Linked DNA regions of Homo sapiens: region 1 is linked to region 2. The links are chromatin loops, found by intact Hi-C in ENCODE. Cell type or tissue: A673. All regions are shown on one strand. Each heading gives the region's core, and the rest is flanking DNA. Links, peaks and the distances in the headings are about the cores only. Region 1 has its middle 38 kb from the start of SMIM36. Region 2 overlaps PCTP (phosphatidylcholine transfer protein).

The links. A loop is a pair of places that touch in the nucleus more often than their neighbours do. Peaks named below come from ENCODE experiments on the same cell type or tissue, not always from the same donor. Only the 100,000 strongest peaks of a DNase experiment are listed, where the experiment ranks them.
Region 1: a loop joins it to region 2, with 10 times the contacts of the local background. A loop is called at or near these places in 5 of 110 quality-filtered maps.

What each region holds. Positions count from the first base shown.
Region 1 is chr17:55,547,105-55,552,485 of GRCh38, reverse strand. It overlaps the pseudogene GARS1P1 and the pseudogene RNU6-1249P. Among named protein-coding and RNA genes, the nearest start is that of SMIM36, 38 kb to the right of the region's middle. In A673, for the core only: a CTCF peak has its summit at 3,159 (motif pointing left); a DNase peak (open chromatin) is centred at 3,135.
Region 2 is chr17:55,767,834-55,773,214 of GRCh38, reverse strand. PCTP (phosphatidylcholine transfer protein) reads right to left here. Exons shown (of 6, transcript NM_021213.4): 3 at 2,030-2,109. Among named protein-coding and RNA genes, the nearest start is that of PCTP, 19 kb to the right of the region's middle. In A673, for the core only: CTCF peaks have their summits at 745, 950 (motif pointing left) and 2,730 (motif pointing right); a DNase peak (open chromatin) is centred at 2,794.

The sequences.
Region 1 (5,381 bases), core at 143-5,142, 220 kb after region 2:
TTCACGGCATTAACAGGCTAGTTCTAAAATTCACATAGAAGAATAAGGGAACAAGAAGAAACATGAATATTGGGAAGAAGATAAACAAGGAGTAGGATTTGCCTGACTAAGCATCAAGACTTCTTTTAAATCACAATAACTAGAACACTGTCATATTGGCATGGCAATAGACAAATGAACCAATATCCAAACTACACACATATGGAGATTTAGCAGTGTTACAAATCAGTGGGAAAAGGAAAGACTAGTCAGTCAATGGTGTGGGACACTTGGCTATCCATTTGGAAGTTAATAAAAGTGGATACATCCTTGTGTCAAGCCATATACAAAAAAAAGTGAATTCCATATGAATTTAAAACATTAATCTGAAAAGCAAACTTTTTAAACATTTAGAAAAGATTCTAAATTAGGGGAAATATCTTTGTGACATTGGGAGAGGAAGACATAAAAAACCAAAACCCATAAAGAAAAACTTTTTGAATAGAATATGCCTAAAAATATTAAACAAAAGGTTTGATATATTTGACTACATGACAAAAAGAAAATGTTAGAATGACAAAATAAAACATAAAGTTAACACTTCACAAATTTGCATATCATCCTTGCACAGACAGGGGCCATGCTAATCTTCTCTGTATCGTTCCAATTTTAGTGTATGTGCTGCAAAAGTGAGCACAAAACATAAAGTTAACACATGAGTGAGAGACCAGAAAAGATGTTTGCAATGTGTATGACAAATAATAGGTTAGTATCCAAAATATGTAAATAACCATGACGTTTGTTTGAGTGCAGAGTCTCAATTCACAGGGAAGGAATATGAAGCTGTCTACCTAATACCCAATAAGGGAGCAGTTGGTAAGGCGTATAAGAAGCATGCAAAACTGATGATGGAGTATCTCGCCAATTGTGATGAATGTTACATTACAGAAATTGAGATGCAATTGAATGAGAAAGGGGAATTTACAATTGAACCCGAAGGGAAAACATTTCGGCTAACAAAAGATGTGGCCAAACGTGATGAGATTCCAGAGAACACTCTGTGTGGAAGAAGTTGTTCTGAATGTAACTGAACCCTCCTTCAGCCTGTGCAGGATTATGTATATGGTATTTGAACATATATTCCATGTAAGAGAAGGAGATGAACAGAGAACATTCCTCAGTTTCCCTGCTATAGTCACTCTATTCAAATGTTACGCCCTCTCACTGAGCCAAAACCATTCATGCCATTTATCAAGGAATTATCGGAAGCCCTGACCAGGCACAGGTTGTCTCACAAAGTAGATGATTCCTCTGGGTCAATTGGGAGACACTATGCCAGGACTGATGAGATTGGTGTGTCTTTCAGTGTCACCATTGACTTTAACACAATGAACAAGACCCCCCACAATGCAACTCTGAGAGACTGAGATGCAATGTGACAGATAACAGCAGAGGTCTCTGAGCTGCCTAGCATAGTCCGAGATCTGACCAGTGGCAGCATCATATGGGCCAATGTGGTGGCCAGGTATCCTCTCTTTGCAGAGCAATGATACAGGAGGTAGAAAGAAATTATTTAGGCAGATTTAGTTAGAAAGAAATTATTTAGGCAGATAGTGAGGGCAAACGAGTCCTTAGCAGAGCTTCCCTTCAAACAAAAAGCAGCCCAAAAAATCATTTCTTTCCCAACAAAGAGCAGCCTGAAAAATCAAGCTGCAAATATAGATAAGCAAGCTGGAAGCTTGCACAGGGGAATGCCAGCAGCTGTACCAATAAGAAAGGGCTACCTGGGGGCTAGGCGTGTGCACCATGGAAGCTCCATCTTCCCTTTTTTGTTAGCACATGTACAGTAAGAAAAAAATGGGCAACATGGCACAGCTCAGGCAGGGAACCCACTTGCATAATAGAAGATTGGCATGGGGGCGGCCAGAGATTTGTGCCATAGGCAAATGGCACACCTGGTCCTAACCAGATTTTTGCACCCTATGTAAATCAGACACCACCTCCCCACTAGCTCATCTATAAAAACCCCTGCATTTTGCTGTGGACCAGCAACCTATTTTTTCAGGACTACTCTGTGTAGCAGAGAGCTATTCTTTTTCTTTTCCCAATTAAATTTCCGCTCTTAACCTCACTCATTGTGTGTCCGCATCCTTGATCTCCATGGCTGTGAGACAACAAACCTCAAGTATTTTCCCAGACAATGAGGCCACTTCAACAAGAGACTGGTAAAAAAAAGAGACAATCAAGGAATAAGGACAATTTTTGGCGACGTGCATTAATTGAATAAATAACACATCATATCCACTTTATAAAAGAGAACAGCATTGTGATTACTCCCAGTAACTGTATTCTATCTTCAGTGGCTGTCTGATTTTATCCCCACAATCAAAATTGAAGGAATTCTGAAAAGAAAAAAATCTTAACCTTGGGGGTTAAGATTTCAACATAGGAATTTGGAGGGGGACAAAAATGTTCTATCTGTAGCAGGGTCTAAAAGCACAATTGCCCACTTAATCTCTAATTCATAGAGTAATATTAATATTTAATATACAGTTTACTTGTTAAATGCAGTTCCAAGCACTTTACATGTTTGGATGGTGGCACTCTTGTGTACTGGATTATTTCCTTCGGCTCATACAAACACCTCCTAGTATCTCTCATTAAAAACAAAACCACACCCCTTTTGAACTCTCATAACCCTCCAGATGCTTCTCCATTTCTCTGTACTTTTTCATTGTTTAGGGTTGTCTACAAACATTATGTCCACTTATTCATTTTCCACTTACTCTTACTCACTACAAGCTGAGTTTCACCTCCACTACTACACAGCAATTACTCTTGTCTGTGTCACCTGTAATCTCCATGTTACCAAATCCTATGAGCACATTTCTGCCCTCGTTTCAGTTGATTCCATAGTAGCATTCCACATAGTCAATCACTCCTACCATTTTGGAACTCCCTCCTATATTGGCTTTTGTGACACTCTTCAGTCTTGGTTTTCATTATATACCATTGCCTACTCCTTGCCTGTCTCCTTTACTCCTCTTCTACCCAATCTTTAAATGTTGGCACTTCTCAAACCCCAGTGGCAGCACTCCTTCTTTTTCTATACTCGTTCTCCTGATATAACCCAGTCGTTCTCAACAGGGTGTGATTTTGCCCCCTAGAGGACATTTGCCAATGACTAGAGACATGTTTTACTGTGACAACTGGGAGTATGTCACTGGCATCTAAAGGACAGAGGCTGGAAATACTACTAAACATTGATGGTGAGTATACAATCCTAAAATGCACAGCACAGCCTCCCACAACTAAGAATTATCTGTTCCAAAGTGCTGCTGGTACATTGAGAAACCCTGCCCATGCAGGCTTTGCCTTTTTACTGTCTGTGGCAGACAGTATGTCTTGTCTTCTGGTATCCATTCTCCCCTTCTTTTTAGTAATGGAATTGACATTTCATCAGGTAGCATATGGCCATCCAGTTTATAGACTCTATGTTACAGCCTCTCTTGCAGCTAAATAACATGTGTTACCCCTGGGTCGTTTCCTTAAAAAGAAGGTGCACCTTTTTCCCTATTTCTGAATGATAGGATGTGGTCTTGGTGCTAATGAACCAATTTCCACCATACAGAGAAAAATAATATTCAAGGGATGACAAATAAAAGTGCCGTGAATCCCTGAATGACCTTGTGGAGTGGAGCTGTCTAACTAGATCACCCACCTATCTCTGAACTATGACATGAATGATAAAGAAACTTGTGCCTTGTTTGATCCACTATATTTGGGTGCCTCATTTTAAAAATCTTAATTGATCTCCCACTGACATACCATCTATATAATACCTGATGGAGCTATAATTTGTAATCACTACCTTGAGTTCCTCTCTAAACTTCAGATTTATAAATTAACTACCTACTTGATATGTATTCTTGCATATCTCCCAGAATCTCAAACTTAACGTTTTCAAAATGAAGCTATTGATTTCACCACCAAACCACCCCTCTTTGGCCTTTCCTCCACTCAATAAATGGCTAGAAATTGTAAGTCATCCTTCATCACCGTCTTTCAACCCCAAATATATGCCTTCATTTTTGCTTCCGAAATAAGCATGATATATGCTCATTTTCTTATAGCTATTTCTACCATCTTGGTTCACGCCACTACCATCTCTCTCCTGGACCATTGTGATAGCCTCTGCACTGGGCTTCCTGTATTTTGCTTTGCTCCTCCGATTCATTTTCCACAGAGAAGCTGGAGGAAATCTTTCTAAAATAACAATCAGATAATCACATGCTTTTCACAAGACTTTTCAAAGTCTACCTAATGCGCTTAAAATAGAACTCATAATTCTTACCCAGAGTCTACAAAGATCAGCATAATCTAATCCTTGTATAGCTTCATCTTGGGCCACTCTTGCCTTTTACACCTGATGCCCAAGCCACACTGGTCTCCTTTCAGTTCATCACACAAAGCTCTTTCCTGCCTCAGGACCTTCACTCATACTGTTCCTTCTGTCTTAAGTGCATTGATCCCTCCTTTCTGCATGGTTGACCCACCTCCTTCTGCAATTTCCTATCTTCACAGATGCCTCCAGGGCCAAGCCAAATAAGCTTCTTCCCTCTCCCCTTGTTATTCTCTGTTAATGTGCCCTGTTTATTTCCTTTATGAAACTTATCACCATTTCTTATTATATACATATACGTATGTGTGTGTTTTGTCTGCCTCTCCCACAAATACATGGATTCTGGTTGTTTTATTCACCAATATGTATTTGGTATTAACATTGCCAGGCACACAGTAGGTACTCAAGATTGTGTGTGTATGACTGTGTGTGGTCAGTTGTTCATTTGTATTTATTGAATGAAATAATGTTTCAGCAAAGCATGGTTTACCCTGGATTTCACCCCATAAATTCTATCCAGTTGAAAGCAGGGTACAATGAACATTAAGGGCAACCTGAAAGGGGAAAGGAGTTGCACTCAGATGACATGAAACTTAATGAGAGATGATTACACACAGCAGTGGGTTGTGTGGGAGGGAAGAACATGATGCTGACTTGGTAACATAGATCTCTGCTCAAATCATCATTCACTTCCAGTAAGAGGAAAATGTAAAACAGGTCCAACTCTTAGAGGCTAATTGTTTAAGATAGAAGTTAGGAAGAAAAAGAAAGAAGGAAGGACAGGAATGGGAAAAGAAGAAAAGAGAAGAGAAAGCACAGAATGTTCTTAATGGTTTTATTCTCATTCAAGAGCAATGTATAACCAGGGAAGAGGGAAATCTGATGAAATACTTGGAAAACTTCATTGCTGGAACTAAAGTGATCTGTACTGGTCTTTGAGAAAGGTCTTATTGAATAGTTGGCTGCCAGTCTCAGCAGTCCCTGATGATAAACACTGTCT
Region 2 (5,381 bases), core at 206-5,205:
TTATGCATAGTAAATGGTCAAGCAATGTTACAGCTGATGACCATAGGAAGACATGGGACTACATGAATATTTCGTAGGCAGATGTCCTCTCTGGGCTAACACTAGTTTACCAAGAATAACAAAACCATTTCATGTCCATCAGCCTTGACAGAAGAACCCTTAAGTTTACGGCACTATTCTAGGGAGGATAATGAAAGTCTATGAAACAACAGGAATCACTACTTATCGAGCCTTTATCATGTAACATCATGCACTTGACATACAGCTTAAATTTGGATCCTTACAAAGACCCTGTGAGTTTGGTATGAGTATCCCCATACTACAGATGACAAAAGTGAGGCTCAGAGAGGAAAAGAACCTTGCCAAAAATCCCACATCCCAGCTGAAGTGATGAAACATGAATTTTTATCCCAGATCTGGCTCCAAAACCTACTTAGAATTTCATAGTTGGATGGAGCTCAGATATTTAGTTTGTTAGTTACACTTTCATAAAACAGAATTTTGGGTTTCCCACTCAAAGGAATCAAAAACCTAAAATAATCAAAAAGTCACTACGCACAACACAATTACACTTACTATAACATGGCAGCCGTCTCAGCCTCCACCCACCTCAGTGTCTTTTTTTTTTTTTTTTTTGAGACAGAGTCTCACCCAGACTGGAGTAGAGTGTCACGATCTCGGCTCACTGCAACCTCCACCTCCTGGGTTCAAGTGATCCTCCCACCTCAGCCTCCGGAGTAGCTGGGATTGCAGGCGCCCACCACACCCAGCTAAATTTTTTTGTATTTTTAATAGAGACAGGGTTTCTCCATGTTGGCCAGGCTGATCTCGAACTCTGACATCAAGTGATCTGCCCACTTTGGACTCCCAAAGTGTTGGGATTACAGGCGTGAGCCACCCGCGTTCAGTCCCACCTCAGTGTCTTGACAGCGCCCCCTGTTGCCCCACCCTCACATTGGACAGTCTATTGCTCCATGCTCTTATACACTAATAAGTAAAGTTCTTAAATGTTTCAGGAAAGAGATGTTGATTTGTCACTGGGTTCCTTTCTCCTACACCTTTTACTTTTTCCTTTTAGCAAATATTGTTCCACTCTCTCCCCCAACTTTCTCAGCTCATGTGATAGATATCATCTGATACTCCACGGAGGAAGAATTATCTTGATATAGTGATTAAAATTTGGCAGAACACCTTTGAAGTGTTGGCAGTTCATCTAATTCAGTGGCTTCCAAACTTTTTTTTGACTCCAAGAGACCCTTTGCTAAAAGGATCTTACATGGAAATTGAACCTGTAAAACACTCCGCTGCTGGGATTGAAGAGCATGGTGAAGGAGTCAAAATCTTACCTAGGAGTCATCCTACTTCCATCCTACCCACCCCCAAAATTCCATCCTAGCCCCCCAGCTTAGTCCTAAGGGGGCTTCTGAAGACCTTACAGTGCCAGCCAAGCCTCCCTACATTTCATTCAACTGCTTCATTTCATAAACAAGGACATTGAGGGGAAGAAGCTTACAGTCAGTGTCCAGAGCCAACAATCAAGGAGGGATTTCTGTGGGGTCTACTGAGATGGGGGAGGCGGAGAGAGCTGGAAATGCAGAGGCCTGAGTTCCAGCACCTGCTCTGCCACTAACCACCTATGTGCCTCTGTCCTATCACCTCTTTGGGAGCCCTTTTTCCTTCTGTAGACTGAGGGAGCTGTAACAAGCACTTTTTATAAGAAGTTCCTTCCAGATCCCCAATTCTGTGGCCTGACAATTTCAAGGCCTAGGAAACTTCTTAGGAAAGTAAGAGCTGCTCTCCAGTGACCAAAATTACAGACACTTCATGTGGTTGGGCCCAGAAATCACACTCTGAGCTCTCCAAACACCATACAAGAAGCAATATCTTTAGCAAATGCTGCTGCAAGAATCAGAGACAATGTTATCTGTGCCTGCTGAGAAACCAGCTCTACCTCTCTGCAATAGACTGCAGCTGAGGAACACAGAAACACTTAGAGGGCCAGGGAATGAGTACCTTGTGGAAAGGATACGTCTCTGTTGGACATGGGAAAAGGGTACTTCACTTCCCAGTAGACCACAGTCTCTCCGTTGCATTCTTGTTCATAGAGTTCTAAAGGAAAGCAAAAGAAGTTAATGCATCTGGAAGCCTTTTTAGCTACAACTAATAAGGGTATGACCTCTTAGGCCAAGCATGGTGGCTCATGCCTGTAATCCCAGCACTTTTTGAGGCCAAGGTGAGTCAATTGCTCAAGTCCAGGAGTTCAAGACCAGCCTGGGAAATATGGTGAAACCCCATCTCTATATATAAAAAAAAAAAAAAGCAAAAAAATCAGCCAGGTATGGTGGTGCATGTCTGTAGTCCCAGCTACTCTGGAGGCTGAGGTAGGAGGATCATCCAAGCCTAGCAGGTCAAGGCTGCAGTGAGCCAAGCCATGATTGCACCACTGCACTCCAGCCTGGGTGACAGAATGACACCATGTCTCAAGAAAAAAAAAAAAAAAGATGACCTCTTAGGTTATGATAAACCACTAACTCATAAGGTATAAAATTCTAGAAAAAAGTCAAACCGATTAATTTCCACTGAAAGCTTATTGCCCAGGGACAGAGTCTAGTGGATAGAAAAACACAGCACAAATAAAAGAAGCCAACAAATCTTGGCCATTCTATAGCATAATCAATATTCTTGATAGAATGCAATGAAACAAAATCAGACATCAAAAAAATAGTCAGAGGTTTTAAATTCAGGATAACCACCAGATGTCACTAGAGTACCAATAGTTTTGCTTCTGAGCCCTTTAATTCCCCTTTAGGATTCCTTGATCCATTACAGCTAACCTGGAACGGAGTCACCCAGTCTAGCACATTCATAGGTCGGATATGAAGGTTCCAGAATGAGCAACGTCCTTCTTGAATAGTTAGAGATCAGCAGAACTATGGCTTACCCCAAGTTTCTTTCTTCTCTCCCATGTTTCTTTGCACTATGCCACAGCTAGGGTGACCAAATTTCCCTAATAATCCTTCCGTCTTACTATTATGTGCAAACAGCAGCCAACTCTTGGAGGGAGATAGCAAAGAAATTTAATGGCATGCACACCCTCTGTCCCCAGACTGTGCTGTGCAGTAAACTTCTTTCTACCTCCAGTTAAAGGAGCCCAAAGTCCCTGGAGGAGATGGTAAGGAGGGATAATTTAGGTTTTGAAAGAAAATCTATTAGAAGCACACTGTAGATTAAGGAGTGTGCCAGCCCATTAAGGTCACAGGAGGCTGATGAGAGTCCTTAAAAGAAAGGGAGAGGTGGACATCTGTTGCTTTTACATGCTCAGCATTGATCGCCCCTTGAGCATCTCAATTTTCCTTCAGGGCATCACCCTTCCCCTACTTCTCAGCTGCATGGTTTCGCAAGACTGACTCTGCAGTAATTTCAGGGCTGGGAAAATGAGCAAGACACGGCCATGGTGACGAATTCAGGGATGGCAGATCTGTCCAGAGTCGTAGTTAGTCACTCTAGCAAGTTGAGAGCAAAAAGTGATTTAGTAAAGCTCTCGGATGGACCAGAGTGAGATTTCCAACCTCAAGATTGTTCCAGCAAAGCCTAACTGCTGCTTCCACTGGATGAGAACCCAGAGTGAAAGCTGTTGATGTTGGGGAGCAAACATCAGAGACTCAGCAGTTGTTTTCCCTAAAGTCAGATGCCATCACTGGTCACTGAAAAATGGATCTTCCATGCTGCCTGCTTCCTCACATGGCTCTTTTCCAAATTGAAGCCACATGTGGGTCTTATTGGCAGAGTCTATGTCACATGACTGTATCTTGGCTGCAAGGGAGGCCTGGACAGACAGTGTCTGGCTGTTCCCTTGGATAGGTAAGCATCCCACTGCCCCCTAAATAGGAAGAGTATTTGAGAACACTAAGTTGCCCAAAACCATGATGAATGTCCACAGAAAATAAGCACAAACTCCAAGCTGAGCTGACAAGAGCCAATCCTGGCATCTGGCTGTCATCCCTAGAAAAGTAGAATTCTCCTTCCTCTGGGGTTATTCATATGGTTAGAATATAAATCTGGATCTTCTGGCAGACATCTTGGCCATGACATAAGAATCTGCCTAGGAATTAGGTCAACACAGAAGAAAACAGAGTCTACAGATGGAGAAAGAAACAATCCTGATGAAATTATTTAAGTTCCCTGTTGCAGCTGTCCTCAAAGTTAGAAACCCCTGGACTTTTTTCAATGCCATGAACTAATAAACTCCTTTTTCTCTTCTTACACTGTCTTTAGTTGGCTTTCTGTTACTTGCAACCAAGAGTCTTGACTAAAGGCTTTATGTGCCTTTGGCTAGTTTCATAGTTCCATTCCACTATGACTGGGTTGGCAGAGGCTACTCCAGCTCTAAGTGGCAGGAGAAGTCCCTGTGTGATGTCTTTCATAACACATAACTTACAGGGAAAAATCTAAGACCGATAGCCTGGTCGCCATGCTAGGCCCTGGAGGATCTGGACCCAACAGCTGCCCTAGTTCGCCTAGTAGTAGAAGAACCTACCCTAGCTCTTCGACTACTACTAGTACTAGTTCTATTAGCTAGTTCTACTAGTACTAGCAGTACTAACAATAGTAGTAGTAGAACTAGTACTAACAGTAGTCGAAGACCTAGGATAGGTTCTCTTACTCCAACCAACCCAACAACACCAAACTGCTGGCGGCTATTGAACATATTGCTTCACGCTTTCCTGACCTTACTAATGCTGATCCCTGAGCCTAGAATGCTCTTAACCAGTCATCCTGTCCCTCTCTTACCTCCTCACATACATGTATTCTTCTCTGTTTGGAAAATTTTGATTCAACTCTCAAACCAAAACTTGGACCGCACCTCCTCCCCTTTCATGACAACCTAGATACATGGGAGGATCACACAACTTAAAAGTGGCAGCAAAGGAGCCCCAAGAGCAAACTGTGGAGAGGATCTAAAACTAGGTAAGGAGCAAGTCCTAGCAATAGCAAAAGTGCATTTCAGTCCAACATTTAAAATGCTTTTGTGCCAAAATTTAATAGGAAGCACTATGTAGTAGAAGTTAATTTTATTTTTTTCTACTGGCAAGAATAAATAAAAATAGATTAGACTTTTTTTTTTTTTTGAGACAGGGTCTCCCTCTGTTGTCCCTGCTGAAGTACAGTCTTGGCTCACTGCAACCTCTGCTTCTTGGGTTCAAGCAATTCTTAGTGCCTCAGCCTCCTAAGTAGTTGGGACTATAGGCATGCGCCACCATGCCCAGCTAAGTTTTGTATTTTTAGTAGAGACGGGATTTCACCATGTTGGCCAGGCTGGTCTCAAACTCCTGGCCTCAAGTGATCTGTCCGCCTCAGCCTCCCCACGTGCTGGGATTACA